Regions from separate parts of the Homo sapiens genome. Here region 1 is linked to region 2. A link is a loop called in an ENCODE intact Hi-C map of the cell type or tissue named here. Cell type or tissue: sigmoid colon. All regions are shown on one strand. Links, peaks and the distances in the headings refer to the core of each region. The heading gives the core; the rest is flanking DNA.

Region 1 (2,920 bases), core at 300-2,799, 72 kb after region 2:
AGGGCGGAAGGGCACAGCTTCTTAGATCTTAGGGATGGAGAGCTGGCCAGCTTCAGTATGTTTCAGACTAATTGGCGGAACTGAAACGAGGAAGGATATAGGATATACAGTGTGGATTTCTGTCTTCTGTAAAGTAACCCTGTTTGCCCATCTATCTTCACTGGCTCCAGTAAGGAACCTGGTTGATCTCTTGAGGAACATAACAGTGGTAGAGAGACTTATGTTCCATTTCACTTTCTGAAGAGGTAGAAAAGACATTGGCAGAAAAGACTGTGATTAGTGATGTCTGACATGGGCACTGGAGGGACAATGGGAAAGTTTTCTCTCTGCAGTTAAGAGGTATTTCCTTATTTTGCAGGTGGTTAAACGAGGTAGAGAAAGAGTGATTTATACATGGTTCCAAAATTGCATGACAGCAAGAATTAGAGTCTGGGTCTCTGCACCCCAAGAAACACAAACTGGTTGCCATAGGGTTGACAGGGTCAGCACACCACAGACAGTGGTCCCAATCCTGGCCCACTGCTTGTTTTTGTAAATAAAGTTTTATTGGAACATAGCCACACTCATTCATTTACATATTGTCTGGCTGCTTTTACATTATAACAGCAGAACTGAGTGGTCATGACAGAGACAGTATGACCCACAAAGCCTAAAAATTTACCATCTGGCCCAATGTAGAATAAGTTTGCTGGCCCCTGGTGTAGAAAATAGGTGCATAATTTCAGGGGTCAGAAATTACCCACTTGACCCACCTTGTCCCAACTGCCTTTGATCTCCTTGCCCTTTCTTCCTGGCTGTTATCTGTGACATGAGATCTTTTCCACCACTAACGGGAATACCTTGTAAACCAGGCTTTCACAGAACTGTAGTGGAACAATCACTTATGAGAAAAAGTTTTAAATGTTGGTTTCAAATGCCTCCATCTGTTTCACTGTCTAATTTAACATCAGCTCTGAAAATGTAGCCAACTGGGGAGAGCTTATCTTGCCTGCTTTCCGCCTTTGAAGACTGATTTTATTTTTGAAGCCTTTAACAGGTGTTGGTTTAATAGACTTCTGCTGTATTAAGTTCTCCTCGCTCCAGAGGGCAGCCCAAGGGGTAAACTGACACTGTGGATGGAGGCGAATGCCACGTGACCTGGCCACCACACACTTCCCCCGGTCCCCATAAGTGCAGAATCACTGGTTTTGTCTGGTTGCAGAGAAAGGCTGCGCTGTTCCTTTGATGAGGCCAATAAGAACTGTTCCTAGCACAACACTGTCCTCTTGCCTTGCACCATCCTCACCCTTTTTTGTAAACTTAAGTGGATCCCTTTGCAGCTTACCTTCCCTAACAATAAAGATACTCCTTCCTCCCTCGATGGCAGATCTTTCAAGATCTCAAAGAAACTGCCCTTTTCTTTCCATCCAGAACATTCAAAGTAAAAACTTGAGCTTTATCTGCCTTATTTGCTGAGATTCTGTCACATGAAGTCCTGTGCACATTTGCTTCTCACACAGGACTCTGGGAAGCTTGTATGAGAGCTGGGCCACCTGGCCGAGGCCAAGCTACGTAGAACAGGCTGAGTTGACTGAGAAATGGCCAGCTAATGTTCAGATTTAGCCAAGCTTTGGAAGTTTATGGGTGGAATCTGGGCCAGTGCCCTTAAAGTTCTGCCAGGAGAGCCTCTCGGACGGGCTAGATAGGGTCATGCTTCCCTGGGCTTGCATCCCGGCTCCTCTTGCTTCCCAGCTGTGTGACCTTGGGCAAGCTCCAGCAGACTTCTGAGCCTCAATTTCTTCAATTGCCTAAGTATAGATGCTTCTCAACTGACAATGGAGTTATGTCCAGATAAACCCATCCTAAGTTGAAAATATCATTAAGCAAAAAATGCATTTAATACCTCTAACCTCCTGAATACCACAACCTAGCCTAGTCTACCTTAAATGTGCTCAGAACACTCATATTAGTCCACAGTTGGGCAGAATCATCTAACACAAAGCCCATTTTATAATAAAGTTTTGAATATCTCCTATAATTTATTGAACACTGAGTGGAAAACAGAATGGTTTTATGGGTACTTGAAGTACAATTTCTATTGAATGTGTATAGCTTTTGCACCATTGTGAAGTCCAGAAATCGTTAAGCTGAACCATCGTAAGTCAGGGGCTGCCTATAAAGATAATAGTACCTACCTTGTTAGATTGCTGTGTGATGGCATTGATGCTTTGCCCAGGATCTACTGTGTATATAATAGGTGTTCATTAATTGGTCAGCTGTTGAGAGGCAATAAAAAGAGGTATGGATCTTCTTGGGAACTGTGCAGTTAGTTATGTTAAAGGAGTGAAAATGATGACCACTTGGGTTTGCATGTGGAATTGAAAACATGGATAGTTTCCTGAAGGTGGAATGCCGGGTTGAGCGAGGGCAGCAGACACGTTTCCATGGCATCAACTCTCAGGCAGGAGGTGGGAAGGCTTCCCTGCAGGGGTTTGAATGCCAGCTGTTTACTCTAACCTTCATGGGGGGGAGACCTAGAGAGGGTATCTTAGACCAGCAGGCTACCTCTGGAATGGTGGGGTTGGTGGGGTTTGGTGGGCTTGGGTCAGGGACGTGGCCTCAGTTCCACTTGCTGTGGGAGTGGGGGTGGGGGGTGTCATCCAGATGCTGGGGAATCTGTCAGATGTCTAGCCACCCTGAATCCTGCAGAAGTTGCAGTCTGGGATTTGCTTTGAAACGTGGGGTCTTCCCAGTGGCTGGGTTTGACACTCTCCAGCTGGAGCAGGCTTCTTTTATGCTTGAAGTTAAGAGTGAGAGCTCTGAGTCAGCCCTTCGTTCCTGAGAGGGGAGCCAGAGCTGCTTGTTTGCACTGAAATATGTCAGAAGAGTAGACAAGAACCAGTCATTAATTTTATTCTTTTTTCCAGAGCACCTCCTACAG
Region 2 (2,920 bases), core at 118-2,617:
TTGACTGATTCGATTTTAAGATATGAGCAGCATGATTTCTGGTTAGTATGTAGCAACACAGTATGCAGTGCAAAATGGCTATCCTTTGAAAAATATTTGTGAAGTTTTCTTATTTCTGATTAAGGACAAATCAAGCAAATGTGTTCTTTTTTTCTAGACTTCAGACTTCTGAATTTAAATCATTAGTCTCCGTGAGTCTTATTCTGGAATTTCCATAAGAGTATTTATATGGTTTGTATTCCTGGCTAAGATTCAGCAAGACTTTAGGGGAGAAAGTGTCTGTATATGATATAATGAAATATCTTGTAGTTTCACCAAGTTTACACGCTCTAAGCCCACGGTGTCTAGAAAATGCTTTGAGCTAGTTTATAAACCCATGAACTGGATTTACTGCAGCTAGTTCAAACAACTTCAGGCTGTGGGTTTGAGATAGCAGAGGACCTGTGGCTTTATGGGACCTTTTTTTTTTTTTTTTTTTTTTTTGTAAACAGTGCGTCTGATGTGGAAGTTGCTTCTAGGCCTGATATAAGAAAAATAAAACTTTTAAATAGTGAATGTAAATGCAGTGTGAATAGAAGAAACAGAATGGATAATGATAATCGGTTCATTTTTGGGGCCTGAGGATAACTTTTCAGCACAATAACTTACAGTTGTAGTAGTCAAGCCATAATTTAAGTCTCCCAGCCCATTACGTAGGTGAGATTGGCATGGTCCAACTAGCACATTCATAAATAGCACCAAGCCACTGCCAAGCCTTATTCCAACTTCCCAGAACCTGAGAAGAAGTTGAACTTCTTAGAACTCAGATATTTGCTTTCTTTGAAATTATTTTTGAGAGCATGGCTTCAGAAGCTATTTAAGAAGTATTAAATACAGTTTACCTTAGACTCTTACCTGTGCCGTAAATTTCAGCAGTGTTTAGTCACAAAATGTTGCTAGTTTAAATGTCCTGAGAGCTGAATGGTAGCCCATTGGGATTGGGATTAGGATTAGGAAGGCAGGCCTAGAGGAAGAACAAACCCTGATTTTTGTTCTCAGTGTGGAGTGAAGATGACAGAGCATTCTAAAGCAAGGATATTCACAAAAGTGTATACCAAGTGTGGTTATCCTAAGCCACATTAAGATGAGTTTATTGATTTTGATCTCTTTGTACTATGTGTTTGCAATACCAGATCAGTTAGCTTAAATCTAACCTTGCCAGTTTTGGCAAAGAAGTGGTACTTATGATTACCTTAGAAAATAAACACCAACTGTGGTTGCCATTGTGGTTGGGAAGCAAAGAGGGCCTTTGTCTTTCAAATTTTACAGCTGTGCTGGAAGGCCCAGGTGTGCAGGGTGTTGTGAATTAAGGGTTTGGAAAATACTTTCCATCCTGTTTATGCAAATTAAGTTTAAAGTGCAGATCACCAAATTGTTCTGGAACCTAAACTGAGATTCATGTTTTTTTTTTAAAGTAGATTGTTGTATGGATGGTCCTGAAATATTTCCTTCTCCATATCACTTAAACTCAACAGACTTTGAAACAAAAGTCTTCCGATTTGTGGGACAGGGAAGAACCTGGGTTGTTTGGAATAGGGAGCATTTTAAACACAGGTTAATTGCCAAGAATACAGTCTGAAAGGTGCAAGTGCTCTTAGAGTTTCAGGGAACTTTAGCTTGAGCTCAGAGTCCTTTTCTTTTGCAACAAGTGTCTTCCCTCTTGTTGGGGGATAACTTGTCTGTTGATAGCTCTCTGACAACTTTTTTTGAGTAAGGTGAGATTTCTGGCAAATAATATTGGTTGTCGTGAGAAAAAGGCACACTGTTTAAGTCTTGCTGATATGAAATTGTGGCCGTAATATCTATTCTTTGAGTACTGCTAAAGTAGGAAGTGTCCAGAGATTCCCAGCGCCCCATGTAAATTAACTGTGTATTGGCACACAATGTCCCTCTTGCCTTTAGGACATGTCAGAACTGTTCCTGCCCCGCTTTTCAAGGGACTGTTTTAAAAAGTAGTGTATTGTCTCTTTGCATAATTATATTTGGTTACTAGATTTTACAGACTTTGGACTTTTGAACATATTATCAGCAGTAATTCTCGGAACCATCTTCAGAAAGATGAAGAAAAATTAAGTGTAGTGTGATGAGAGCTGGTTCCTAGTGGATGTCCTCATGTCCCATCTCCCCAGCTCTGCACCGTTAGCTGAAAGCTTTCCTCCCTCCAGTGTTAATTACTTTGCCTGGGTTCTCCCTGCAGCTTCCCTGAGTCCATTGGGACGGCCTCTGGCTGACCTTTCTCTCCCTCAGACACCATGATCACAATGAAAGGGCCTCTCCCGCTTCTGCAGGGGTGTCTCCTTGGTGCAAAGTCTTCAGCCTCCTCTCTTTCAGGGTGGACAGGAATGCAGGAGAGAGCACTGGGGTTTTGTGTGACTTAACAATGCACCTGGCCCAGTGCTGTGCACCTGCTAAAGCCCTGAAGGTCTGTTAGATAGGAAGGCTGGGTGGAGGTTGTTTAAAATAGCCTATAGTTATTTAAAAAGTGGCATGCACAGGAGAGGGAAATCTAGAAGAGGGATTCATTGAATTGAAAGTTGTTATATGCAGTAAAGGATGTTGGTTGTATCAGAGTCTTTCTTTCTTCTTTTCCTCGTTTGTTTAAAACATAAAAGGGATTCCTCTGACCTACCCCATAGGTAGAAGGACTTTAAGTTTCACGAGCAAGCCTAACTTTCAATTCCTTTTGAATGAGCTATGTGACATTTACTCACTGGGTACGTTCCCCCTCCTCAGTGACTGCAATTTGAAACCCTGGGGGTCTTTTAAAAGCGAACAGAACTCTGGGCCGTGTTAATATTCAGAGCTGTTTACAATGGATGCAGTTTCAAAGGCTGATGGCATTGTCTTGAGACAGGAGGGAGGACGGGTGGAGGAAAAATTC

Evidence for each region. A loop is a pair of places that touch in the nucleus more often than their neighbours do. Peaks named below come from ENCODE experiments on the same cell type or tissue, not always from the same donor. Only the 100,000 strongest peaks of a DNase experiment are listed, where the experiment ranks them.
Region 1: it touches region 2 in a loop (4-fold over the local background); 38 of 110 quality-filtered maps call a loop at or near these places.

The regions. Positions count from the first base shown.
Region 1 is chr3:66,423,943-66,426,862 of GRCh38, reverse strand. The region is part of intron 3 of LRIG1 (leucine rich repeats and immunoglobulin like domains 1); the gene reads left to right. Among named protein-coding and RNA genes, the nearest start is that of LRIG1, 76 kb to the left of the region's middle. In sigmoid colon, for the core only: no CTCF peak of the experiment used is centred there; a DNase peak (open chromatin) is centred at 1,622; H3K27ac peaks cover 306 bases.
Region 2 is chr3:66,495,268-66,498,187 of GRCh38, reverse strand. The region is part of intron 1 of LRIG1 (leucine rich repeats and immunoglobulin like domains 1); the gene reads left to right. Among named protein-coding and RNA genes, the nearest start is that of LRIG1, 4.3 kb to the left of the region's middle. RefSeq lists a silencer at 2,189-2,483. In sigmoid colon, for the core only: no CTCF peak of the experiment used is centred there; no DNase peak of the experiment used is centred there; H3K4me3 peaks cover 2,500 bases; H3K27ac peaks cover 839 bases.